7 separate regions of the Homo sapiens genome follow, and all the other regions are linked to region 1. Evidence: chromatin loops called from intact Hi-C (ENCODE). Cell type or tissue: mammary epithelial cell. All regions are shown on one strand.

Region 1 (4,000 bases):
GATGAAAGGTCAAGGAATTCAAATAACATATGAATGGAAAGTCTAAGGTCTTCTTGGCACCCAAAATGGTACCCACTTCTCCTGAATGGCTCAGACACTCCTGTGGATATAGTGTTCTTTCATCTGATGTCAATGAGAGGCTGAACTGCAGATTCTGCATGTCTCTGGCACTTCTTGGATTTATGAGGATGGGCCCCTCTACTCAAACTGCCCTTTCCTGGGGAACCCTGAGAAGTTCCAGTCTACCCAGGAGCTGGTGAACAGGCAGAAGAGGAAAGGCCTGGGATGGTCCACGTGAATGGGGGGAACTTGGGTTGAAGGCCGATATCTCTTCACCTTGGTTGCCCCTGAGGTGGGGCTGGGCACCTGACTCTCCTGGCATGCCCTTAAGCTGATAAAGCATTGGTCATCAGAATGCAGCAGATTGGGCTGTGATTCCTTGTCATTTAGATGAGCTGAAGCCAAACAACTCATAAGATGTCTCTTATCTTACCCTATCCCAGTGTACAAATGTAGTCCCTAAATCCTCTTTCTGCATTAGGATTTTCAGTGAATCTACTGAATAAATAGCAGATGCTGAAGAACTGAGTGACGATACATTTTTAACTTTTCAAACAGCAACTTGATGGCATTTAACTTCTCTTGAAGCTTCCAGACTCTGGAATATATCACACTTATTGGCTGAATTTCCCTTTGAACCTGGAGGGTTTTCAGCAGACATGAGTAACTGGTGAGCAGAAGTTGTGGTCAGCATGTGGTGCAGATCCTAGAGGAAGGGAAAGCAGGTTTTTAAGATGATCATTCAATTCTTCAAGGCATTTCCTTTTTCCATAAAAAGATTATATATTAACCTGATTAGAAATATGTAAATAAGCTGCCTCCTTCCTTTTATTTTCATCTGTTGCTCTGCAAAATCCATTCTTTTTCTGGGAATGGAAGGAACTGATGTAATTGTTCTGTGTGGAGGACAATGAAGAGCTATTGGATCTTTGCCAAGTACATTTCCTGCCAGGGCCTGTTCCTGCACTCAGTTTAATTATGAGCAATTGTTTGGGCTGTGATGTGAAGAAATATTAGAGAATGGAAAAAAAGAAGACCAGAGTTCAGAATATTATGCTACAACTGATTCATGTTTTGGCAAGAACTCTTAACTAGATTTTATGCTTTCGCCTTGTGATGGTATCATAGGGAGCAGCTTTGCCATATAAGCACATAAAGCCCAATTGTACGGTTTATTTTGAAAAGGTCCAAGTAAAAGCATTTGAAAAATGCAGGAATAACACCAGCTATAGGATAGAGTTCTGTGTTAATCATGTGCAGTGCCCTCACAGAGGGACCGCAGTTATTTTAAACTGCATGTTAACACCACCTGTATTTAGCTGGTGTGTCAAATTTTATTGCTTAGCTTTTCATATATTTGACAAATCTCACATTTTACAGAGAGGCTCTGATTAATTCTCACGGTGTGTGCTCAGAGAGGGACGTGATGCCGGTGGAAGCTGAACTCTGAGGAAGGCCGGGAACAGAGACAGGTTTTTCCAGATCGGGATCTGAATCAGGCAATCCAGGAGCCTAGTGTCCTCAAGCGGCCACTGCTGGGAACGTGAATGTAGGCGAGGACCTGGAGATCAGACTCCATGTGGGCCGTTGACCTTTTCTGTTTTTTTGATTAATAAAGGAAAAGACAAATACAGAAAAGCATAACAAGAAATTTAAAGTAGCCTAAAATCTCACCACCTAGAGATAACGCCTATATGGCCTCAAGTCTTTTTCTAGCTTATGTTTACACGTAAGCATATATTTTTGAATAATTACAACCATTCAACATAAACTGTTTTGTATGATACTTTTCCAATTAAAATATATCATGAGCATTTCCCTTGCTTTTAATTCAAATGAAAGAAGTTTTAGTAGCTGAGTGTGATTACCTTTAATAGCTGTACATTCACTCTGAATATCAATTGGTTTTGTATAAATATTTACTGTGGCTGTTTTAATTAGTTTCTGTTTGAATATCATTGAGGTTGAGCAATTTTTTCGTATTTATGGCCATTTATGTGATTCTTCTTTGGCGAATTGGCTATTTACATCCTTTGCCCATATTTCTATGATGGAGACATTGAATTAATTCTAATTGATTTAAAAGATCTCTCTCTGTTGAACACATTAACTCCTTTTATCATATCTTATAAAAAAAGTTTTCACAATTGTTTCCTTTCTTATCTTGTTCAGGATTCTTTTAAGATGGGAAGATTTACATTCTTTTGCAGTCACATACATCAGTTTTTTTTCTTTATTTTTTTTCTACCTTTATGTCCAGAAAAGCCTCTGGGTCTCAACATCAGACACTTTTTTTATCAATATTTTGATTCTTTCATGGACACAATTTTACATAACACCCTCTCACATCTTAGATTTCTTTTGCTGTGTGATATGTAGGATGGTTTTTGATGGGTCCTGCGTTTATCTAGTATTCATTTTGTTTTGAATTGACTTATGGCTATTCTTACCCTGTTATCAGACTGCTTGAACTATTATAACTTTATAGTATGCCTTCATTATCTTCTAGGGTAAGTCCTTCCACTTTTTACTAGTATTTCCATCTTTAAAAAGCCACCAATGATTAAAATAACACTTTTACTTAAGTGTTTTGAATTGAATTTTGTCTTTTGGCTATAGTTAGGAAAGATGACCAAAACAATTGGTTCTCGATATTCAGCTAATAGTAGATACTCTGGATTCATACTTAGTATTTATTTGCATTGATTTCTAAGCAATCTGTACTCCACCTAGCTTGTTTCCAAAGATGGCAGAAAATACCATGCTGCCCATTCTACAGATAGAGTCTCAGCAGTGAGCATATTACATTTTTAATGGAGAAATTATGTGGACATTTTTCTACTGAAATAGTCACAGTTAAATAAAATGAATGGTATACCAGCATCCAGCATATATTTGAAGACTGCTGTAGAAGATTAAAAATTAGAGACCATTGAAAATTTCTCTTCCTCAGCACCACTGAGAATAGGAACAGGAAATGTCCCAAGCGACACTTGCTCACAGAGAATTAATGATAGGAAGTGACCTTGAAGCTTCGTTCCCAAGAAATATAAACAAACTTTCCCTGGCAGCCAATGGCAGATAACTCTGAAACAAAAGGAATGTAAGTGAATTTTAAGGGGGGTGAGGAGAAGAGGTTGTGGAGTAAGAACCTGGTTCCAACCATGACCAACTGGAATTTTAATCAAATAACAAAGTGGTCACTGCCCTGGATAGCCACTGTTGTGCTCTTAACCGAGATTTTCTTCTAACTGTAGACAAATCAAGCCATTTCACATTGAATTTTTTCCTCTGCAATGCATGAAGCTGTGTAATCATCCACCTAAAATTATCTTATGAAAGAAGTGTCATTTCAATTCTTTTTGATTTGTCCACATCTCTGAAGAACACACTTTTGATGTGTATAGGTGCAGAGATTTAAAATTTTATATTTGTCTAGTATATAAAAATTATAGCTCAACAAATGAGAGAATAATTTAAAATGGTTAGGTTGTCCTAGAATAACTTATTTTAATGTTTAGAATTATTTATGAAATAAAAAATTACAAATATTCTGCAAATACCCCCCTGCTTAGTTGAGTCAAAGGACAGCTTGTTGAATAATTTCTGGTTAGAGTGCTGAGATTAGCACAAATTAGAAAAGGTTAAAATTTTTTTTCACAGTAGTTTAATTGAAATGATTGTGCGCAAATGCTTTTGGGTGTTTATGATATACCTTTAAGAATTGTTTCTTCCAGGTGCAGTGGCTCATTCCTGTTACTCCAGCACTTTGGGAGGCCAAGGTGGGCAGATCACTTTAGTCCAGGAATTCAAGACCAACCTGGGCAACATAAGGAAACTCCATCTCTACAAAAAATTAAAAAATAGCTGGGCACAGAGGCGTATGCCTGTAGTCCCAGCTACCCGTGAGGCTGAGGCGGGAGGATCTCTTGTGCTCAGG
Region 2 (4,000 bases), 200 kb before region 1:
AAAAGTGAAGAAATTTATGGAAACAACAGATCCATCCACTGCATCCTCACTGCAAGCCAAAATGAAAGACTTGTCTGCTCGGTTTTCAGAAGCAAGTCATAAACACAAAGAAACTCTTGCCAAAATGGAGGAGCTAAAAACCAAAGTAGAACTGTTTGAGAACCTCTCAGAAAAGCTCCAGACATTTTTAGAAACAAAAACTCAGGCTCTTACTGAAGTAGATGTGCCAGGAAAAGATGTTACTGAATTGTCTCAGTATATGCAGGTATGCCTCCCTTACTACTCAGGAGGCTAATCAGATAGATTAATAGTTAGGGCAAACTCATATACTTAGTGCCAGAATTATAATTGGCAATCATTTTAATTGCTTATAGATTAGTAAAGATCTATGTTTTACTCCTTTAAGAATTTCAAACCTTATCTTTTCCTTGAAGCCTTTGCTGATTGATTGGAAATAAATATCATTTATCACATGTATCATAGGTAGTATAAGTATCATCTTACGTACCAGAAGCCACAAAGAGACAAAATATAGAATGCATTTTAAATTAAATAAGGTTTACTGTGTTCCCTTTCAAATAGCCTATATGCATGTTTATTATATTTAGAATACTGGCCATAGGCAGACTCATTCTTATGTGAAATTATGAATAGAGCCATTCTGATCCCGCACAGACCTCTGGATGGAATGCCATTTGAAGATCTAGCAACATTTATATTGACTGAATATCTTAATGCTTTGTAGGAATCAACTTCTGAATTTTTAGAACACAAGAAACATCTTGAAGTTTTGCATAGTCTCTTGAAGGAGATATCCAGCCATGGCTTACCAAGTGATAAGGCTTTGGTCCTTGAAAAAACAAATAATTTGTCAAAGAAATTCAAGGAAATGGAGGATACCATCAAAGAAAAGTAAGTACCACTTTAAAAATTATATTTTATTCTATTTATATTAATTAGAGTGAGATACTTGTATTTACTTATATAGATAACTGAAACAATTTTGAAAACTTGAGAATAAGCATAGGGCTACTTTATAGATGTTTTTATATTTTGATCATTTTTTGCTATTAAAGTTAACTGCATTATTTGGTTTAACATTTAGAAGGAAAATTCAATACTTCTTACATAAAAGTGGAAAATGTTGCATAAGAAAAACGATGGCGGTGGTATATTACTGAAAATGATCTAAACTTGCTGTAGTCTCTGAAGCCTAGGGCAAATATCACATTTTTATTTGCAAAGGCAGAAATAACCTTGAACAACAGCTCGTGGTTCTTTGCTTTCTGAGCTCAACTCAGAAACGATGTGCAATTTCAATATGGCCTTTTTAATATAATAGTTTACTTTTTAAAGAGCAGTAGATGAGATATGAACCTGTGAAAAAACACTATTAGAAACAAGTGAATGAACCTAAGTTGAGCTAAAAAGCTGTACAGGGCCTTGTGATTGAGCTTTTGTGTTTCTGATCTCACGTTAGTTTAGAATATACATCGGATTTTGCTAAAGTTTATGTAGAAAAGCCTCAGAACATAGAAAAGTCATTTCTCTTCCAACTACTGTTCTTTATTTCTTCAGAATTCTCTACCTAAAATGTTTGAGTGCTGCCTTTACTTCTCACAGAGCTATATGTTCCATCCTGTCATATGGTATTTAATTCACATTGCGTAGAAGAAATGTTCTTGGTTTTCTTAGGTGATCTCTAGGTTGTTTCTTCTTTCAAATGGGTCCAACTTTAAAATAATGTAGTTATCAGTATTAGTCCAGCTGCAGTGCATTCTTATCTGCCAGTATTCTGCACGCTTGCATATATGTACGTGTCATCCACATGCCAGATGTAACTGTCCTCACAGTTGTTCATGTGCTGGGCATGTGCACTGCCTCCGTGGTGCAGAGCATACAGAACGACCCATACAGTTCACCAGGGAGTTTCCTGAGTCTCTGTAGGGGAGGCACACATGAAAATTCTCTAGTCACTAGGTTTCAACTCATTTTGGGAGACTTGAATCTGGACTACCTGCAGCAGTTTATCCATCCATAAACGTGACTGTAGTATAGTGTAGAAACCAGTAGGTGGCATTATGTTTTCCTCATGTCAGTGATTGTCAACCTTTCCCTTCTGGTTCTGTGCCTGCCGGCATTCAGCATCACATAAAGGGGACAGATCAAAGCTCATTGAATGTAAATAATGTTCAAACTGTTTGTGTATTCTTAGAGTTTATGTAGCATTATAGAGAGTGCCATTACATATGGGCTACAGATTTCTTGAATACTCCTATCTTTATCAATGAACCTTGCCTGAAAAATAGACCAACAGTTATTTAGCTCAGGGGTCCCCTAACCCCTGAGGTATCTACTGGTCTATGGCCTATTATGAACTGGGCTGCACAGTAGGAGGTGAGTGGTGGCAGCAAAGCTTCATCTGTATTTACAGCTGCTCTCCATCTCTCACATTGCTGCCTGAGCTCTGCCTCCTGTCAGATCGTCAGAGGCATTAGATTCTCATAGGACCAGGAACCCTATTGTGAACTGCATGCAAGGGATCTAGGGTGCATGCTCCTTATGAGAATCTAATGCCTGATGATCTGCCACCATCTCCCATCACCCCCAGATGGGACTGCCTAGTTTCAGGAAAACAAGCTCAGGCTCCCATTGATTCTACATTATGGCGAGTTGCATAATTATTTTAATATATATTACAATGTAAATATAATAGAAATAAAGCACACAATAAATGTAATGCATTTAATCATCCCAAAACCATCCCCCCTCCCTGGCCTGTGGAAAAAATTATCTTCTACGAAACTGGTCCCTGGTACCTGAAAGGCTGGGGACTACTGATTTAGCTGATTTCAGTTGTCACCTATGAAACCTTTCCTCCTGTATCAAAGGGTTAGAGTACATGGAAGATGGTTTCTTAACATTGTGTGACATGAGAATAATAATTTATTTATTCTTCTTTCTGTGACTTAAATTCTTGTATGATTTTTGTTATGTAGAAAAGAAGCTGTAACTTCTTGTCAAGAACAGTTGGATGCTTTCCAAGTTCTTGTTAAATCATTGAAGTCATGGATAAAAGAAACAACAAAAAAAGTTCCCATTGTACAGCCTTCTTTTGGTGCAGAGGATTTAGGAAAATCTTTGGAAGACACTAAGGTGAATCATTGTTATCTAATACTAAATTTCCATTTGTGTCAATAATGAAAGATTAAAAGACTAATGGTAGTTTTCTTTGATCTAATATCATCTAAGTTTTATCCTCATATATGTACTGTATATTTTGTTGACCTTTGGAAATCATGGCATGGGGCTTAACTAATTCTTTTGGAAAAGGACATAAATTTTCAGTGGATTTGCTTTTTTAAAAAAAGGTGAATTAATGAGTTGCTGACTATTCTAGTAATCAAGTTTCCTTTCCTACCAAATCTCTACTTAGTTTCAGTAATTTTTTATACCACTTCTCATAATATTAAGCAAAACATCCTCTTCACTCAGCATTTTACTCTAGCTTGTATATATTACTATAAAGAGTATTTGGAAAGAGAAGTTATTTGAATCTCCTGCATAAATAGTGCACAAGTCTTTTGTCTTCTGACTCAAGGCTTATGCCTTGACCAATATGGCATTTTTTTTCCCCCATTCCAAATTTGTGGATGTGTGTGTGTGTTTTTGTTTTTTTTTTTTTTCGAGACAGAGTCTTGCTCTTTTGCCCAGGCTGGAGTGCAGTGGTGTGATCTTGGCTCACTGCAAGCTCTGCCTCCTGGGTTCACGCCATTCTCCTGCCTCAGCCTCCCTAGTAGCTGGGACTACAGGTGGCTGCCACCACGCCCAGCTAATTTTTTGTATTTTTTTTAGTAGAGACAGGGTTTCATCATGTTAGCCAGGATGGTCTCGATCTCCTGACCTCATGATCCACCTGCCTTGGCCTTCCAAAGTGCTAGGATTACAGGTGTGAGCCACCTCGCCCGACCGTGTGTGTGTTTTTAAAAGTAATTGAAAT
Region 3 (4,000 bases), 67 kb before region 1:
TTTTTTTAAAAAGCTTCTAACATATGTTGTGGATCAGTACATATTCTAGGCAAACTCCCAGAACCCTCTACTTCTGTAGGACTACCTAATAGTCACTGAATAAAATGAACATCCTGCACAGATAAAGATCCTGAATCATCAAAATATGCTTCAAATATGTTTATTTACTGAGTTGACAAAGCCTAAAAAGTATACTTATAGAATTTTACAGACATGTCTAGCCCAATATTTTATCTAAGTTAATCAGAAAACTCAACTTATTCAGTTACTTTATACTCTGCAAACTTAAGTTACCCAAGATGTTATCTGTGAAGTTGTTTAGCTATGACATTGTCAAAACCTTTTTATGATATGTAACTAAACTGGTTGCAATTTGTACATTTTACTTCCATAATTTCATACTTAGGTTTAAGTGTCATACTTAAACTATAGATCAATATCAAGGAATAATGTGAGATTACTGGAGATATAGTCTCTGAGATGTTCCTTCTCAGCGAAGCCATTTGATTTCTACCAAGCCTATACAGCAGCTTTTCCAAAGGTGTGTTCTGCAAACCACTGGTACTCATAGATATCACAGGACAAAAGGAATTCCATTGTAAAATAAATTTGGAAAAGATGCTACAAGTTATATTTCCCTGCATGTTATGCAAGTATATGCTGCAAGTTATATTTCCCTGTTAGAGTCTCATAATGCTATGTGTAATGAAGGCTCTGAGACGTCCGGCTGAACCAACACATGTGACATTTGTTGAACATTGTTTAATCCCATTTTTCCTCAAAATTTTACACCTTGGAAAAATGCTGTGTACATGTGTGTACTGCAACAGGCAGGGCAAATGCAACAATGAGGCCATGGGCAGAATTTTAAGAAACAGAGGCCAAAGTAGCTTAAGCAGGGATGAAGTTGCTCAAGAAAGACACATTTTTAAGCCATAAAGGACTATATACATGTCTAAATAGAGCTAAAAAGTGTGAAGAGACATATATTTTAATTCACCACCAGGGTTATGGCCCTGCCTAAAAACACAGACATTTTTCTAATACTTTATCATTTACAGGGCAACTACAGATGTATATAAAGTACACTTAATCCTCATATTAACCCCATGATATGAAGTGTTATTCTATTTTTTAAAGGAGAGAGGTAAATGTTAGAGTGGTTAGGGACTGGGCCTAGGACATGAGGACCTACAGCAAGGGAAAGATAAAGGTGAGATTACCCTGCAAAAGAAAGGCTGTCTTTAAATAAGTTTGGAGAGGCTCAATACACCATAGATCGTTGACCATTCTAAACTATTGTCAGTAGAAAAACTCCTTGGCCTTAGATTTCACCAAACCTATTTGCTTGCAACACATTTGTTTAAGGTTATTTTTTTTTTCCACATTAATTTTCTGTCAACTTTCTAGGGAACATACTTTGAAAATAGTTGCTCTGGATCATTGATTTCTTACTGGCCAAAGACAAGAATTATCATGGCCAAGAACTTCCCATAAATCATGGCCTATTAGTCAGACATTCCTGGAACTGGATTAAGGTTTACCTTTGTGGTTTATATAAAGAACACCCTTGCCAAGTAATTAATATGCCCTGATCTCCTTCCCCACTGCAATTTGCCCAAATTACTTGGGTGTAACTTAGCTTATAGAGGTTTTCCTCTCGTGCGTGGTTTCCAAGAATGGAGCCAGGTTGGTGCCTGTGCCACAGGTTGCTTAAAACATTTGGAATCTTATTTACCTTCTGGAAAGTAAATGGGAAGTATGGGTCAAACTTTAAAAATGAATACTCCAGATGAAAAGAAACTGATAATCATACCCAGATGTTAATTTAGTGAATGCATCTCATGTGATGCCATGGTAATGGCAAATTCCAGTGTTTGGTGGACCAGTGTGGGGAATGTTTAAAGTCTTCCTGACTCCAGTGAAAAGCCAAGAGTCGTTTGTTGGGAAGGTCTTGCTTCTTTCGGTTGCCATTTTTAAGTAGACCAATCTCCAGCCAGTCTATAGAAGTCATTATAAACACATCGAAGGATTACTCCAGGAAGGGTACCTAAGAGCATATTGTAAAAATGCAAAAACACAAAGACATACAAGCTACGATCTTCACCTTAAAAGCATTTTTGGAGAGAAAAGTTGATGTCATTTAACTGATTTTGATTTAAACTTTCCTCTAATGCATTTTCATTCTGGGTGACTAACTGAAGAAAAGAGGGGCAACTTTGAGGGAATATTTACACCCTCAATCTTTTAAATGTTTTAAAATTAAAATCCACAGTTCCATTATTTCTTCTGTTCTTTTTATGTTTTCTCTCCCATTCATGGTTGACACAGATAGTATGGCATATTATTAAGTCTTCAGCTCCTGTGAGCTCCTGTGAGCCTCAGTTTTCTCACACCTAAAATGAGAGGATGGGGCCAGAAATTGTTTAACGTTTCCTTGGATCTATGATTTTAGTGTAGTTCCTGGCCATGGTAGATACTGGATAAATAATTGTTGAATAATTCTGTATACTTAGTCACATATTTTGACCTCTACCAAATACAATAGTTCTGCTATCTGGCAGAACCAGGTTAATACCTTGGCTCCACAATTTATTAGTTCTGTGAACTTGAGCAAATTACCCTGCCTAAGGCTTTTTGGCCATATCTATTATATGGAAAGAAAGTGCTCACCTCATTAGGTTAGTAGAGGATGAGATGAGTTGGTCTCCACAACCCTCAGGGTAATGTCTTTGATACAGCAATCATGCAACAAATAGTTGCTGGTATTACCATATTAATAGACACTTATAAGAAATAAGTATCAGTAACAACAGGTCCATGGGAATTTCCACAGACAGGAATTTCCACAGAGCTAGAACTGTTCTCTTTATGGGTTCTTGTCTGCCTCAGATGGCATCCATTACAGTGGGGAATGTGTTCATAGTTAAAAAGTTTTGCTATCTCCATGCTCCTAGTTCCTATAAAATCACTTGCCTCATTGTGAATGTTCCTCATCTCCACCCCACCTTCTCCATCCCTACCCCACAGTCTCTGCCCTACCATCATCTGGCTGACTCCTGTACATTCCATTCTTGCCAGCTTTGTAACCTGCCCTTTCCTGTTCAGGGCACTTTCCTGATCATGGCACACTGCCTACGCTCTGTCCCTCTTCTCAGGCTTTCCCACTGAATGTGAGTTGCTTGACCATTTTGATTTTGACTATTTTATTCACCACTCCATCCCAAGAACCTAAGCGCATAATAGGTGACCAACAAATATTTGCTGAATAAACAAATAAGGTATTCATTTCTGTTCCTGCTTTTAAGACAACTTGGTTTCAGACGAATGCTTCAAAATACTAAGATAGCCAAGTGTCAGGTCTTTTCAGTGTTAGATAAGTTCCAGGATGTGGATTATCCAAAGACTACGTGGTGAACTCTATAGCACCCTTCATGCTTATGTTTGAAAATGGTTGCTGTTTTAGGAATTCAAAAGATGAAGCTACATTTTAAATTATGACTCAGAAAGAAATGGTCAGGTTTTTCATTTCTCCATAATTTTCTACACCCTTTATCAGATATGGCACATCAGTAGTCCTCTCCAACTAATGCATAGCATATCTCTTTTTCATCATGTCATCAAAGAACTAGAGGTTGAATAAACATTTGAACTTCAATGGCTCGCTTCTTGCATTGTAAAGTAACCACTTAGGTGCAACTTAAGGTTATTCTGTAACATTTATAAACCAACAAGATGATGAAATGTCCTGAGGCTGCAAAAAGTAGCTGAGAGTAAACTGCAAGACAGATCTGTTTTAAAATACAGGGTCTTCCTTCCCTTTGACAAGGAGAAGAAATGTCAGCTATCTGTAAGTCTGGCTCTTATGGTTGTTAAAACTGATGCGGGGATGACCACCAAATTTATTTCATTAAAATCACCTGAAACTTCTTTTAATATCTGTGTCTAAAAGAGTTTCATTCTTTGGAGATTACATTATGAAGTACATTTGTTTGAAAGC
Region 4 (4,000 bases), 330 kb before region 1:
TAACAACATTTCTGACAATAGCCCCCAACTTGCTTGAGGTATCAGGAGAAATCATGGAAAAGAATTAATATATTGGATATGATCTTGACTTGGTGGCATTACGTCATAGGCCAAAATATTAGTAATTTTTCAATTAGTACAAAAAAATGCAGGAGAGTTCAAAATTATTGAAGACAGTGAGAGTCAGAGGGGGCAGCAATTTTTTTTTTAAATAGTTTGAAAAAAAGGAAGAGGCTGGGTGTGGTGGCTCATGCCAGTAATCTCAGCACTTTGGGAGGCTGAGGCGGGAGGGTCACTTGAGCCCAGGAAATTGAGGATGTGTTGAGCCATGATTGCAATATTGCACTCCAGCCGGGGTAACAGAATGAGACCCTGTCTCAAAAAAAAAAAAAAAAGGCAAGAGAAAAAGGGGGAGAGGGAGAGGTAAACACTAGCTTTTATTATTTCTTCATTATTATTCTTAAATATTATGAACATTAAAATGCTTTTCCCTATTAAATACTAGTAAATCCTCAGTGCTTAAATATTTTAAATGTTATTGTTGTTTGCTTATTATTCATCATTCTAGTGAAAGTTTCCAGATGGATACTTCTGAAATGTTTTCTGGCAGCATTTTGTCCAAGAAGTAAAATGTTAAATATCATAGTATATAATTCTCAGTATTTAAATTCATGATATTAAATGATTTTGTCCAGGAAGTAAATGTTAGGGATCATCATTTGATTTATTTACCTGAATGTACAGTTTGACAGTTGATAAGCTTTAAGTCTGAGTATTATATTATTTTAAAATATTTGAACAGCCTTCCAAATGCCCAGTGACTTATATATTTATGGCACATTGATAGCAAAATAATGCTAGTTATTTTAAAACCTTGTAATGGAAATTTGAGAAAATTGTTAGAATTGTTAGGATAGTTTCATACTTAATGGTAAAAGTAAAATAAAATTTATTTTTAAAAGACAAAATTTTTTCTAATTTTAAGATCTCAAATATTTAGGACTTCTCACTTGAGGAGTTGTATTTTTGTATTGACAAGTGAATGCTTTTAGTACTTGCTCTAGAACAGCAGTCCCCAACCTTTCTGGCAACAGGGACTGGTTTCATGGAAGACTATTTTTCCATGAACTGGCTGGTGGGAGGAGTGGGGGTTGTTTCAGCATGAAACTGTTTCACCTCGGATCATCAGGCATTAGATTTTTATAAGGAGTGCGTGCGCAACCTAGATCCCTCAAATGCACAGTTCACAAATAGGGTTCACACCCCTATAGGAATCTAATGCAGTGGCTGATCTGACAGGAGGTGGAGCTCAGGTGGTAATGCTTCCTGGGCCGCTGCTAACCTGCTGCCATGCAGCCCAGTCCCTATGGTATAGGTTTGGGGGTTAGGTTGGGGATCCCTGCTGTGGAAGACAAGAATGCAATAATACTTGCTCTTTCTTTGTTGTTACCATATGATTTGTAATATAAAATGATTGAGAATAAGGGTAAAACAATATTTAGTTGACTACTGGTGTTTAAATTATTCCATTTTTTCTTTGTATAATTTTAGAATTGCTTTTATGTAGGTAAAGATAACTGGTTCAGGTTTGATAAACAGTTGGTTTTATCTCTTCTTCACATTCAAAACAGGTGAAATTAGTGAATATTAGAAATGATGACATAACAGATGGAAATCCCAAATTGACTTTGGGATTAATCTGGACAATAATTTTGCACTTTCAGGTAAGCCCAAATTTTCTTAATTTCAGCATCTAATTGCTAGTTTTCAGGTGGTTCCTATGAAGGGTGAATGATGCATTCATGTTCTATGGAAGAAAAATAAATTTCAAGCTTCTTTCTTTAAGTAATATATTTGAATTGTTCTTTTAAGCAACATGCTGCTTGTGAATCTGGCAACTAGTTTCCTGTTCTTGATAAACTTAAATGTAGTTTTAAAGACAATGTCTGTTATCTCAGAGTTGGAAGACATATTTCTTTTTATTGACTGGAGACACACTTTTTTTGCTCATTAGAAAGTATTACCTGTTTTAGATACTTAAATGTTTTATGATTAGTCCTTATTTAGAATGTTTTTTAGTAATACAGGTTCTTAGCACTGTCAACTATTTCCTCCTTTGATAGACACTAGATGGCAGCATAATTATAAAGAGATGTGAAGAAGAAAAGTATTCATGTTTTATGCAGAGCTGTGCTTTCTCTCTTTAGATTTGAGGAAAATGCAAATTTATTGACTGAATTATTATCTAATAAACCTGAGCCAATTGAGGACCGATTTTGATTTAGTTTTGGGGAAGTGATACATTAAAAAGAATCTTCATTTGATTTAAGGAGATTCCTAACTTTAGAACTTGCTTTAGTTTACTAACTGCTGGTCTGCTTAAGAAATGTTCTGCTACTAGAGGTGGGAAGGAGGGGGAAAAGGGCATGGGCTGAAAAACTACCTATTGGGTACTGTGCTCACTATCTGGGTGATGGGATCATCTGTACCCCAAACCTCAACATCACGCAATATACCCATGTAACAAATCCGCACTTGTACCCCCTGAATCTAAAATAAAAGTTTAAATTATAAAAAAGACCCAGAAATGTTCTGTGTGCAGCACAGAGCCTGACCCACAGTAGGCACTCAGTACATCTTACCAATAGATTACTGTACAGTTGGATCTTGAAGGAGGAAGTGATCCTTTGCCAGCTTCAAAAAGGACCTGGGGTTTTGAAACAAATCTGGTGAGGAATAAGACTTTTTTAAAGGCTGGGCGCGGTGGCTCACGCCTGTAATCCCAACACTTTGGGAGGCTGAGGCGAGTGGATCATGAGGTCAGGAGATCAAGACCATCCTAGCTAACGGGTGAAACCCCGTCTCTACTAAGAAATACAAAAAATTAGCCAGGTGTGGTGGCATGCACCTGTAGTCCCAGCTACTCGGGAGGCTGAGGTGGGAGAATCGCTTGAACCTGGGAGGCAGAGGTTGCAGTGAGCTGAGATTGCGCCACTGCACTCCAGCCTGGGCAACAGAGCGAGACTCTGTCTCAAAAAAAAAAAAAATTTTTTTTTTTTAAGTTGGCTGAAATACAGGTTACGTAGACAAATGGTGGAGAATAATGTACCTGGGGGGCTTGTTGGGAACAGGATAGATTTGACAGGTATGGAGAGCTACAGGAATCAGAGTCTAGGTAGGTCTAGGACCTGAACAGAGGCAGCTGAATAGTTTCAGCAGAAGGACATTCATGGAGATCCAGGTAATCAAAGGAAAAGGTGTTAGTCAGCCAGACTACAGGGCAGCTAATACAGGTGAATATCCACTTAGCTGAGCTGTTAATGTCAGGGAGAGCCAGTAACCAGAACTGGAAGCCAGGACCCCAAAGGACTGAGGGCATTACTGGAATCAAAGATATTGAACCTAAGTGAAGGCAATAATTTGGCATGAAGCGCAGAACCAGACCTTGTTATCAGAATTGGGTAAAGTCTAGGTAGAACTGGCCAAAAAGTTGATTTCATATGGAGTTCCTCAGTGGCTTTGTCAGGGATCATTTAAGTAGTCCTAAGTGGATCAGATCCTAGAGCTTTTAGCAGAGTTGAAACTGCAAGAACCCCAGACGGGAAAGTCAGAGGTCTATTGGAGAGAATCAATCACTTCATCACCAGCTGGTGAGGTAGGCTGTGTCTGAATTTTGAATGTTAGACGAAGGATCACTGGGGCAATGGAAAGCATTCAGGCTTCGGAGGGAGGTAGAATTAAGTTTCGTTCTTGGCTCTTTTACTTACTGTTGTGATGCCAGTCATGTTACTACTTTGAGCTTAAAAAAAAATGTGTTTCTGTTCATCACTTTCCTTTTTCCGTCCATCACTTTCCATTTTCTGTCCATAAATCTTTTTCGGTGACAGGACCTGTGCTGGAGTCTCTCTGAATCCATTCTGGTTTGGGGGCTGCCTGATTCTCAAATCGTTTTTTGCTCAATTAAATTTTGCTAAATTTTAAAAAATGTGTTTTAGGAAAC
Region 5 (4,000 bases), 220 kb before region 1:
TGTAACTAGACAACAACAGGAGAAAAAGCTCCTAAAGTGTTTACCAGGGTGGGGATGGAGGTAAGGGTGGGAGCAGCAAAGAATCTGGAGGTAATAAAAGGGGCTCTGGGGTAATGGGAGCGGGTCATTTGGCTCCATGTAAGCCATTATAAGAAATGTGGGAAATTGCCCAGAAGGATTAGTATCCTTTTTGCCACACTTGTATGGCAAATTGGGGTGAATGGAAGAAGATGCTTATGGCTGGAGGGAAAGGGACTTCACCTACCTGATGCCTCCCTGCTTCCCTGAAGACTGAGGGGATCAGTAGCTCTGCACACCTGTGACTTGCCTGCAGCACACCTGCCTGGGAGCCCTGCCTTCCTGCCTTCAGAGTGGATTTGAATTTCTGGCACATGCCCAGCTCTGCAGGAAGTGCTCTACATATGTGATCTCATGTACTCCTTAACAGCAACCTGTGATGTGTAGGAGTTATTGTCTCCATTTTCACATGCAGGAAACTGAGGCCCAGTGAAGCTGAGTAGCTCCAGGATTCTCTTTTATTATATCTGCTTCTCTAATGTCCATTGGGCTTCTCTGAATGTACAGTGTTCTTGCTTAGTTATTTTTGAAACCTTTTTAAAGCTTAAAGTTACAGATTCTTTTTCCCTATTTAAAAGTTTTTCCAGGATCATTTCGTAATAAAAAATATTATACTTGTTTGTCCAAAAATTAGGTAAAGACATTCTTTTTTGGGTAGTTGTGAGAAAGCAGGGAATAAAATGAGATCAGATTATAGACACTTATTTTAAAATTGGAATAGAAATTGGTTTTTCTAAACTTCTGAAAAATGGTGTCTGTCCTATCTGATTAAGTACATAGAGAAGATTGGAAATTTTCTTTAAAATAAGATTAGCATGCTCAAAATGCCTTGTTATTCTGAAATCCACCAATAAAAGGGAGTACGGTATAGCTTGAAAAGGGGAATGAGAAGCAAGTTGTAGCCCTGTAGATCATTGAAACCTGTCAGTCTTGAGGCGGCAAGGAGCTCCCTGCAGGTGTTACCCCGTTACTGCTTGAAGATTATGATCAATTTGTTTTCACATAGGCCCAACACGAGAAGATCATCTCTCAGCACCAAGCAGTGATCATAGCCACTCAGTCTGCACAAGTGTTGCTTGAGAAACAGGGTCAGTATCTCTCTCCTGAAGAAAAAGAGAAACTGCAAAAGAACATGAAGGAACTGAAAGTGCATTATGAAACTGCACTGGCTGAGTCAGAGAAGAAAATGAAGTTAACTCACTCTCTGCAGGAAGAATTAGAAAAGTTTGATGCTGACTATACCGAGTTTGAGCACTGGCTACAGCAGTCAGAACAAGAACTTGAAAACCTGGAGGCAGGTGCAGATGACATCAATGGTTTAATGACCAAATTGAAGAGGCAGAAGAGTTTCTCAGAAGACGTTATTTCTCACAAAGGTGACTTGAGATACATCACAATTTCTGGAAACAGAGTGTTGGAAGCTGCCAAATCTTGCAGCAAGAGAGACGGTGGCAAGGTTGATACTTCTGCAACCCACAGAGAAGTGCAGCGCAAGTTGGATCATGCTACTGATCGGTTCAGGTCTCTCTACTCTAAGGTAATGTTATTTTGATTTTTTAAGGGAAAAGTCAATCTGCAATTATAGTTTTCAATTATAGTTTTGGAACAAGAGGCAAGAAACCTAAAATCCAAAACAGGAGGAAAAGGTAGCTTTAGCCTACTTCTATTTTTTTTTTTTTTTTTGAGAAGGAGTCTCACTCTGTCGCCCAGGCTGGAGTGCAGTGGCGTGATCTCGGCTCACTGCAACCTCTGCCTCCCAGGTTCAAGCAATTCTCCTGCCTCAGCCTCCCGACTAGCTGGGACTACAGGCATGTACCCCCACGCCCGTCTAATTTTTTTTCTGTTTTTAGTAGAGATGGGGTTTCACTGTATTAGCCAGGATGGTCTCGATCTCCTGACCTCGTGATCCGCTCACCTCGGCTTCCCAAAGTGCTGGGATTGCAGGCATGAGCCACAGTGCCCAGCCTTCTCTCTATCTTATTCACCTGCTTTACTTCTGAACAATGTATTTAAATATGAGAAACTTAAAGTTACTTTAGTTTTTGAGAGCATGATTTCCAGAAGTCCCAGCTCTCAAATGCTCTAATATCCAGTGTGACCACAAGATGGCGGTTGTGCATTGACTCTAAGCAAAAACAGATGCTTGCAGCCTCTCAAGCTTGGGAACTGGTTTCATCTCAGATTATCCTCTTCACAAACACTGCAGGTGTTTGTCTTGTATATTTGATCAGTATGTTATTTTAATACTTAATGAATAAAAGACTGTTTTGCTTGTTTTACTTCTGTGGTCAAGTAAAAGGTTTTTTTTGAAAAAAAAAAATCTAAGAAAATATTTACTGGTTTGTAATATAATCTGAACAGACTTGCCAAGTTGCATAAATGATTTAAAGACCATCACTGGCTCTTGGACTTTGCTCCATTCTAATATAGACTCTTTGTCTTCCTTTTGTTAATTAACTTGTGCAACATATAGAAATTTATTAAGCACCTTTAAAACCCTTCCATCAAATCGATATCTATACACATGGTGTATCAAAATCTCCTTCCTCTGATGATTGATGTCTTTATCTTTTATTCTATGTTAAGACTCAGCTCTTGTAAATATGTTTTTGAATTGGTATAAATCCAGAACTATCTCTTTATTTTATGGTTACTTTTTGGCTTCTTATAGGGTACCTCTTCATATAAAGGAGGAAATCTTAGCCCAACAGAGTTTTTATTAACTTTGGTGGAAGTCTGGTTTTTTTTCCAAGTTACATATTTTATAGGTCCTAAGATTATTTGATGCATATGAAAATAGTGGGTTTTAATCTCCTACCCCTTTTCTCTTTTGATTGTTAGTGCAATGTTCTTGGAAATAATCTTAAAGATCTGGTGGATAAATATCAACACTATGAAGATGCTTCATGTGGACTTCTTGCTGGACTCCAGGCCTGTGAGGCCACAGCGAGCAAACACTTATCTGAACCTATTGCGGTGGACCCCAAAAATCTTCAAAGGCAATTAGAAGAGACCAAGGTAAAAAGCGAGAGAAAGATCCACATTTCCAGTAGTCTTACTGAAAGGCTTCCAATTTCTCACACTTTTGTGATAGTTTCAGCTAAGAGAGGGGAACAAATGATGTGAAAAGTATACTTCTGCCTCCAGAGGTAGTTTTGACTCTATTTCTCCACAGTACATTCTTTTTTTTTCCGAATTTTTTTTTTTTTTTTTTTTTTGAGATGGAGTCTCACTCCATCGTGTAGGCTGGAGTGCAGTAGTGTGATCTCAGCTCACGGCAACTGCCGCCTCCTGGGTTCAAGTGATTCTCCTGCCTCAGCCTCCCAAGTAGCTGGGACTACAGGCGCCCGCCACCAGCTGGGACTACAGGCGCTAATTTTTGTATTTTTAGTAGAGACGGGGTTTCGCCATGTTGGCTGGGCTGGTCTTGAACTCCTGACCTCAGGTAATCCACCTGCCTCAGCCTCCCAAAGTGCTGGGATTACAGGTGTGAACCACCGCGCCCAGCCTTCCTGATGTTTTCTTAACAGGTTTGACATTGCTGTTATGGCTTGTGACGTGCCCCTCCATCCCCAAACAAAACTCAGTATTTTCCTGGCCACTTATTTATCTTTATACTTACTTATCTTGTTCACTGTTTTTTCCTCCATTAGAATTAAGCTCCACAAGAACACGTGTCTTTGTCTGCTTTATTCATTGCTGTATTCACAGCACCTAGAATATTACCTGGCCCAAAGTTGGTACTCAATAAATATTTGTTAAGGAATGGACAGTTGGAAGGGAAGAAGGGATGCTACCATCATATTCAGCGGTTCTAAGGACCAGGATTAGGGTTCTTACTGAATATCTTCATGATTCATAGAGATACAAACTTGAATAATTACTCAATACAGTTCTCAAAAAGTCCACCTGCTCTTTCAGA
Region 6 (4,000 bases), 98 kb before region 1:
GTGTGACTTCATTACTCTTTCTCTATTTTTTTTTTTCTCTTTTGGAACATCTCTTATATGTAGTAGCTAGATAAGAAATGTGCTGAGTTTCCCCAATACAGTGTGCTACTTCTAAATGAAATATTATTTTTATTTTTATACTTAAAAAAATAATCATCAATGTATTCAAAATTTTAACTTAAATTTGAAATCCTAAGATTTTCAAAAATATGTGTACAGAAAATAGTCTGATTATTTGGTTTGAAATTGGGACAACTGGGTGCCTGCACATCTCTAAACTAGATACTACATCCAGAAGCACAGAGTGTGAGTATGTGTGTATGTTCTAGAGTCATACAGAAAGTTTCCTGTTGAACTAATTGTGTCTTTCTTCCATTTTTCATTTTTATCAGTTCTTCCTGGGAAATCAGGTATAAACCAGTGGAATGTATTCTCAAGTTCCTGATGATTTTTTTTTAACTTTAATTCATAGTCATTAAAGCTTGCCATGGCCAATCTTTCCCATGCTGTCTCCCTAGCTACTACATTGTTGGTTGGCGTGGTGTTTCTGTAAACGCTATAAGGGTCCTTGATCCAGGATTCCTTTTTGCCTTGTGTCTCTCAGATGAGGAGATTACTTTTAAGCAAACCAGATAATGAATTGTAGCTTGGCTTGCTACAATGTTACGAATGCAATTTTTAATTCCCATTTTTTATAATATGAGCATATATTTTATGCTAGTACTCATTGGAACACAAATTTGATTCTCCACACATCTCTGTGTTAGGCTCATTGGTGTTTAACTGTTTAGGACATACGGTCTACAGTAGCTGAGAAGGATCAGCCTCAGGCAGTGACACAGGAAGACAGAGAGCCAAGAGGTCTCCTTGGCACTCAGCCACAAGTAACAAGTTCTCTCCAAAGAAGCTATTTGCCATTTGTTCAAAATCACCAATTTTGGGGCTTGGCATCTCTGAGTAGAAATGTTAACTCAGTAGGCTTTAAGTAATATTCCTTTTGAGGAAAGTTATCGCTATAATATATGCAGAATCTTAAAGTCACATTTTATGCCATCTTGATCGAATATTTATATTATTGGCACTTAAGTCAATATAAAATGTTTATGTTGACATTTAAGTCAGTATAACCTGTGTAGTGGCACTACATCATGATCAGAATTTTGAAACTAAGGAGATACTCTGTTTTGATTTAAACATGTTCATGAAGCTTTTATTTTATTTTATTTTATTTTACTTTGGAAAGAACCATGCTATCTATAGTATCTGACCATATTACATTAGATATGACTCTGCCACTCCATTTTAAAGCCATATTACATCTCAAGCTTCAAATTATCTATTACCTTTATTTATTGCAAGCAAATAATTTATTTAAAATAGAAATAGTTACTTGGAATAGATTTTTAAAACTTCCATTAGTTATACTATAATACTGAAATGTTACTTTTCCATTCTTGCTATTTTCGGAGTCAGCAAATGGGAGAGCATCTTTTATTTGCAGAGAGAATGAGAGAAATACCTCAAAAGGTTTTACTCACTGAAAGCACAGTCAGCAACATTAGTCTATTTTCTCTTGTCTTGTGATTTGGTTACTGGGAATATTTAGAGAAATTCTGAAGATGATGTTAGTTGTCTGGAGAATGCCTAATTAAAACAGAAAATTATTTGTATTCATTACACTTGAAATATCATCTCTATAAGGAACTTTTAGTTATTTCCTTATAACTTTTGTTTTGAGTATAATCTTGAACCAAAATCATCTAGTCCCATTATCTGGTTCCTTAAGGGTAATTTTCTTTAAATCCCCTCCTTTCCCTTTGCTTATTAGCGGCACCAATTTTTTTCTAACAAAATAAATTTACACTTTTATTTTTAAATTTTAATTAACATTTCAGGAAGAATTATAGGAAAGTTTAAGTCTCAATGTTTAAGGAAAAAAGATTTAGAAATAGTGGTTTTTAAAAGTTTGATGGAAAAACACATGAGTTCCTGCTGGTGCATTTTACATGCTTTCTAGGTCCTTCTGAGTTTTAGGATCCTGAGGGATTTGGTTGGTATTGTTTTTGGGTTTTCTTCTTGAAACTCAGTATTAAAACACTGAAAAGTAGCAGATTTTTTTCTACCTAGAGTTTTCTGTTTATCCATCATGAGCCCAAATAAAGTCACAATTGTATGTTACCTGCTTTACAAAGAAGCCATTTATGTTTAATTGACTGTTCATTTTGCTTTCTTGTCTGCTGGGATGACAACCGTGAAATTCAGTCTGGTAGTTTTTATGAGTTGGACATGAACCTATTAGAAATGATTTAAAGTATAAAATCATTTCTCACAGGCTTTCAAAACATAAACCTGTGATCAGAAACCTGGAATCTAGAAATTTATTCAGGACTTGCAGAATTTGTAGCATATCTACATTATTGGAGATCTATTGAAAGGGCAAGAAAAAGATGATTGCCTGTTAGTATCAACAGTTATGGTACAGACAACTATGAGAGAAACCTTTTAGATTTGGCAGCTGTATCATTAATAATGTGTCATTGGCTATTCTAATATTACAGTAATCTAAAATGGCATATTAATCCAGCCTTTAACAAATTGGTTTACCAGATCATTAGGGATGCAGAAATTTTAGTTGACTGTGAAATTTATATGAGTCATACTCATTTACTTTATTCTTTTTAAGTGAAAACTGCCCTTACAGAAAAGAAAATGAGTTTATAAAGATTTCTCACAGAGTTCAGTGGAAAACGGTTTTACTGTAAGAGAGAGTTTAATGAAGAAGAATCAAAGCTTATTAAATTTTTCTTAGAATCATTTTATTTTGGATAAGCCCTGGGCAAGTGGGCCAGTGCTTACTTTCATGGCTATGTTTAATTCCTAGAAACATTTTAAAATTACTGCCTTACTAATATTGTTTCTGTCATAAGAAAGAAAAATAATTTTTAGACCAAAGCTTTGGTAGTATACTTGATAACCTTTGTAATCTTTTTTTTTTCAAACTGTTTCCTTTGGGCTAAATCAGCATGCAGCCGTCTAACACAAATCATTACAAACCCCCTTTTCTGAGATTTTACTAATCGCTATGAACTAAGCAAGAAATTAAAGTCGGTTGCTTTAGCTACTGCAAATTGCACATCATCCTGTAGTTTAGAATTATTATTGACAACTAGAGGTTCTTTCTTTCTTCACTGAACAGTTTGGAGACTCCCAGCAACTGCGACTGGTCCGGATCCTGCGGAGTACTGTGATGGTTCGTGTTGGAGGTGGATGGATGGCACTTGATGAGTTCTTAGTGAAAAATGATCCTTGCAGGGGTAAGGAGATGCTTATCATGATAACATCATGAAAGTATTTCAATTTTATATTATATCCAGCACCAAAACATACTGGGCATAATTTTGGTCATTTATTCCAATAGTGAATGTTTCACATTGGTCTGTCAGCCTAAAGTTCCCAAAGAACCTGTGGCAGTCATGTAAACCATATTCTTCTCATTTTTTTCTTTCTTTTTTTTTTTTTTTTTTACTTTTTCTGGATAAATATGGTGGGCGGGAAATACTAGAATCCATTTTCTTTAGGAGACTTTTACATCTACGATTTTCCAAACAATTATACCAACCAAGGAAAGGATTTTGTCTGTTATGACATAGCAAAGTAAGAGAAAAGAAAATTGAGGTGATGAAGACCGAAAATACTGGATAATAAAAGTTTAAAGGTCAAAGTTTTTATGAAATGAAGAGCAGGTGAGGAAAGCCATAATTAAAAAATTTTTAAATAATAATCCAATGCTAACTTGACTCTTTGAAGTTGCAGATTAGAACATTAAAAATATAAACATATAATACTATAGCTCTCTACATATCTTCCAGCCCAAGTCCTAAGTTAGCTTTTAATTTTTCTGTTTTGAGATCCTTCTGTCAATTTTTAAGTTCTCAACCAATTTACGTTACACGTGGTCATTTGATTGCAATTTCTAATTAGGTACCAATTACTCAGTAGG
Region 7 (4,000 bases), 180 kb before region 1:
GGGCCTTTGTGGGATAAGGTCTGAGATAAAATCAGACCAAAGGGTGCTTGGCAAAGTTCCAGGCAAGCCAGAAACTGACATCATAGGGTCCATTTCTGGAATTATTCACAATTGCCATCTGTGGTGACCGTGGCTGTGTTTTGAACTCTATTGCAGATGTTTATCTTCCAGCAATTTCTTCAATGGTGAATTACCGTCTTTTCTGCCCTTTCTTTTTATAATTATCTTCTCATCCTTCTTAATTTCTTCCACAGACATTTTTCTTCTAAAAGCTCATATTTTTAAAGGCAATATGGAGTTCCATGTTGTAATCTGTTTCATTAAACAAAGGTCTTAGGCTCATGCCCCAGAGGATTAGAGGTGAATTTTTTTTTTATTGCATGACATAAGCTCCTCAGTGCCAAGAAATGACTGCCACTCAACAGTGATCAATGACACTTAATGAATGAAACATTTGATAAAAATGGTGGGCCAGTTTCCGTGTCATTGGATTTGGCCTTATTTATGATAGTGAGAACAGAAGTCACATCTGTATAGGGGACAAAGATAGGTTTATCCCTGGAAACAAAGGGTCCTAAATAGCAAGCAATTTTCTATATGGGGCTGATATAAACCTTTAGGGTTTCACAGCTCCTGTTATATTTATGAGGTGTGTTTTACTGGCAAAGATATATTGCACCATTAGTGCATAAAGAATAAACTAAGACCAAATAAAAACAGTTTATAAAACCACAAATTATTTTCTTTGAGAGATGAATATGAATCAAATGGACTTCCAAATTCTGTGCAGTTATAGTTGATAAACTCTTTCATTTGCTTGTCTTTAATAACATTATTTAGGTGACTGAATCTTGAAAAATACCTTCTTTTTCTTTGTATTGTTATTAGTTATGATTATTTGCAGTTTATTAAACGCCTTTGAAGCCCAGTTCCTTCAAGGCTCACAAAGCTGTGATTCTGTATTTAGTTCTTGATTCTTGAAGGTGAAGGAAACGTCCTTATTGTTGACTTGACCTCCTTCATTGCTCTGTCAAATTTTTGTATTTCTGATTTGCAAAATAAAGATTTCACGTGAGAGAATCCTCTATTAGAAAAACATAGTTCTGTGGCAATTGCTGCATCAAAGACTGGGAGAGATCTTGGGAGCAACTCTTCCTTCGTCAGTAAAGTTTGGAATTCTCTCTAGAACCCTGTCAGCACCTTAAAGATTAAATGACAGTAACCAAGCACTGTTTATACTAATGAAATTTAACCACATTAAATGGTTAAATTGTGAAACATTATGATTTCTTTCGGTTTCCTGTGCATTTGTTTAGAAAAAAGACCTTCATTTCTCTTTGCTGTTTCTAACTACTTGTAAGACAATGGACAAAGTAATAATACTGGTGCTGCTATTTGCGGGTGTCTCCCCTTTGGTGTTCCCAAGTACAGTGAAAAATGTGGCTGTTCATGTGGAGAACTGAAAGTAAGAAAAAGCAAGAGATAGGAGGAGCTTTCTCACCATTGCACTGAAAGTGTTTTGCAAACTGCAAAGTCCCAAATAAGTAACATTACCATTAATAGCTACAGAGATTGTTTTATTTGATTGTGAAGAAATATAGAGTGATAATTTCTCCTAAAATAAACCATTTAGCATGCTGTGTTTGTTTGCTTTCAGATTATTTGGAAAGAGTTGATTGATTTTATTGAAATTCAGCAATAAAGAACATCATGGCATACTTTCAGTATCTTGAAACCCAGTGACTTGAAAAAAAAGTTTTCAAGTAGACAAATACTCTGCATTTAGTATATTCCAGTGCCATAGGTAAAAAAAGGACAAGAATATGATTATGGTAGCTCACACAACCACTAATTCCATTTATCTGTGTATGTGTGTGTGTGTATTCCTTAAAAATAGTAATTACAATAATCAACAAATCAATTTATTATGGGCTTACTATGTGTCAAGCACTATTTTAATTTATCTTTAATCCTGTTAACAGTCATGAGAGGTAGATGCTATTACTATTCTGCATCTTATTATAAAGAAGCCTAGGCTCAAGGAGGTTAAGTGACTTGTCCAAGGTCACACGGATAGTGTCAGAACCTGATTCTTTTGATGAAAATGATGCACTGCTTCGTGTAAACTTTATTTGTCATCCATGTTTCACATCTGGTATTTTCTCTGGGGGATTTTCTAATCATCTTTGCTGTAGCCTAATTTAGACAGCCCGAATACCCAGCCATTGTTCATTTTAATCCAAAATACCAAGAACACCCACTTAAGGAACATGTTCTATAAAACTAGCAGCTATGAGAAATATGAGATGAACATGTAAAACAGTCTTAGAAACTGATGTTATGTAGGTGCCGTGATATGATAAGGGTGATGATGATAATGATGATGTTGATGGTGGAGATTCCAGTGATCACCACTACTGCTGCTACTGAGATGGAGCCAAACATTTCATTGTTTTAGTGATTATATCTTTCTTGGTTAAAGTAGTAAATTGACTTGTTTACAGTTCAGTATTTAATTTAGTTTCTGTTGGGCCTTAGACTTTTGTTAAACATTAGTTTTAACATAATTTTTGGAAAGTTTTTTAAATTTTTTAAATGGAATGATTTGTATTGAGTGAAAAGCTAGTTATAATTCCTAAAAGTGAAACAGAAAAGTAGTGAAGGACTGAGTCTGTCTTCCTTATTGACTTTGAAATATAATCTAGTTTGACATTAATCTATCTGGTAGCTTTAGTTTAACCTAATGTCACAGATAAAATCCTATAATAGTTTTTCTTAATACAAAATAAACTGCCTTCTGAGCAGAACTGAGAATAATAGCTATTACCCAGTTACTCAGCAGGGGGTGCCTTCTATTCACTGGACCCGTAATAGAGGATTTAAAGCAGGTTTGATAGACTTCCCCGATTCTGTTTTTCTTTCTATAGTTCAAGAAATAGCTGTTAATAGTTACTTGAGGTTTTCTTGTAAAGACAAGGACAAAATTCATTCGTTCATGTTTAAGATACCAATTCAAACATAATACTTAAAGCAAATGCTATTCTAAACCAAATGTCCTAACTCACTCAGTGAAAACTATCCTGAGATTTTGAAAGTAGATTGGTGTTATCTTTTGTGTTAGTTAGCTTGACGTTTTAAAACTATTTTGATTATATATAAGTTCTGTTGTACATAAGTTTTTCTACTTCTGAATACTAGTCATTGGACTAACATGTCTGAAGGGTGAAGTGTTTTCTATACTGTTGGTAAGTTAGAGTACCATTTTCCACTTACACTTATTTATGATTACGGTTAAATTCTATGCACACTGTTATAAATTGGTGGAATGAATAGCAGGGCGATTCTGTTTGTCTCTAGGCAGGAAGAAAGAAACTCCTTTGGTGTTCCCTCTATCCCTACTCCTATCTGAAGACTCCTAGCTCAAGATTATCTTCAAATCTAAACCACATTATTAAGTAACATTAATATTAACACATTATTATTTATCAAAGACATATGTAACTGACTGTATACAAGGAATGCCTCCCAGTAATTCCTATTATGTGATTAACAGCCAATCAGGTCTTCTGATCATTATGAAGTAACCATTATCACCATATTGCATGATTTAATTTCAATGAAAATCAAAGAGACTTGATGCTTTAATGAGTCCTAGCTAAATCTGTACCTTCCCCACCTCTATCTAGGCCAAGCTTGTCCCACCCATGGCCCACGGCCCACCTGTGGCCCAGGATGGCTTTGAATGTGGCCCAACACAAATTCATAAACTTTCTTAAATAACATGACAAGATTTTTTTTGCCATTTTTTTAAGCTCATCAGCTGTCATTGCTGTTAGTGTATTTTATGGGTGGCCTAAGACAACTCTTCTTCTTCCAGTGTGGCCCAGGGAAGCCAAAAGATTGGACACCCCTGATCTAGACCATTGTGAAAAAATGCCTTACCTCAGAACCTGCTTACAGTTTATTTCTGGCCACTCTGTTGCTGCCCCAATTGTAATTC

The links. Peaks named below come from ENCODE experiments on the same cell type or tissue, not always from the same donor. Only the 100,000 strongest peaks of a DNase experiment are listed, where the experiment ranks them.
Region 2: it touches region 1 in a loop (5-fold over the local background); 18 of 110 quality-filtered maps call a loop at or near these places.
Region 3: it touches region 1 in a loop (2.8-fold over the local background); 16 of 110 quality-filtered maps call a loop at or near these places.
Region 4: a loop joins it to region 1, with 5 times the contacts of the local background. A loop is called at or near these places in 25 of 110 quality-filtered maps.
Region 5: a loop joins it to region 1, with 5 times the contacts of the local background. A loop is called at or near these places in 36 of 110 quality-filtered maps.
Region 6: a loop joins it to region 1, with 4 times the contacts of the local background. A loop is called at or near these places in 32 of 110 quality-filtered maps.
Region 7: it touches region 1 in a loop (6-fold over the local background); 35 of 110 quality-filtered maps call a loop at or near these places.

Annotation. Positions count from the first base shown.
Region 1 is chr6:56,367,805-56,371,804 of GRCh38, reverse strand. It overlaps a transcript of COL21A1 not described here. Among named protein-coding and RNA genes, the nearest start is that of COL21A1, 120 kb to the right of the region's middle. In mammary epithelial cell, a CTCF peak has its summit at 1,583; DNase peaks (open chromatin) are centred at 744, 994 and 1,534; H3K27ac peaks cover 2,612 bases.
Region 2 is chr6:56,569,012-56,573,011 of GRCh38, reverse strand. It overlaps DST (dystonin), which reads left to right. Exons shown (of 104, transcript NM_001374736.1): 52 at 1-265; 53 at 746-912; 54 at 3,000-3,156. Among named protein-coding and RNA genes, the nearest start is that of DST-AS1, 270 kb to the left of the region's middle. In mammary epithelial cell, a CTCF peak has its summit at 2,070 (motif pointing right); no DNase peak of the experiment used is centred here.
Region 3 is chr6:56,435,221-56,439,220 of GRCh38, reverse strand. No RefSeq gene overlaps it. Among named protein-coding and RNA genes, the nearest start is that of COL21A1, 190 kb to the right of the region's middle. In mammary epithelial cell, no CTCF peak of the experiment used is centred here; a DNase peak (open chromatin) is centred at 1,510.
Region 4 is chr6:56,697,377-56,701,376 of GRCh38, reverse strand. DST (dystonin) reads left to right here. Exons shown (of 104, transcript NM_001374736.1): 9 at 1,632-1,724. Among named protein-coding and RNA genes, the nearest start is that of DST-AS1, 140 kb to the left of the region's middle. In mammary epithelial cell, a CTCF peak has its summit at 2,120 (motif pointing right); no DNase peak of the experiment used is centred here.
Region 5 is chr6:56,591,278-56,595,277 of GRCh38, reverse strand. DST (dystonin) reads left to right here. Exons shown (of 104, transcript NM_001374736.1): 48 at 1,085-1,615; 49 at 2,920-3,096. Among named protein-coding and RNA genes, the nearest start is that of DST-AS1, 250 kb to the left of the region's middle. RefSeq lists an enhancer at 1,128-1,387. In mammary epithelial cell, a CTCF peak has its summit at 2,176 (motif pointing right); no DNase peak of the experiment used is centred here.
Region 6 is chr6:56,465,392-56,469,391 of GRCh38, reverse strand. It overlaps DST (dystonin), which reads left to right. Exons shown (of 104, transcript NM_001374736.1): 98 at 393-410; 99 at 3,197-3,314. Among named protein-coding and RNA genes, the nearest start is that of COL21A1, 220 kb to the right of the region's middle. In mammary epithelial cell, no CTCF peak of the experiment used is centred here; no DNase peak of the experiment used is centred here.
Region 7 is chr6:56,547,998-56,551,997 of GRCh38, reverse strand. All of the region lies in intron 61 of DST (dystonin), which reads left to right. Among named protein-coding and RNA genes, the nearest start is that of DST-AS1, 290 kb to the left of the region's middle. In mammary epithelial cell, no CTCF peak of the experiment used is centred here; no DNase peak of the experiment used is centred here.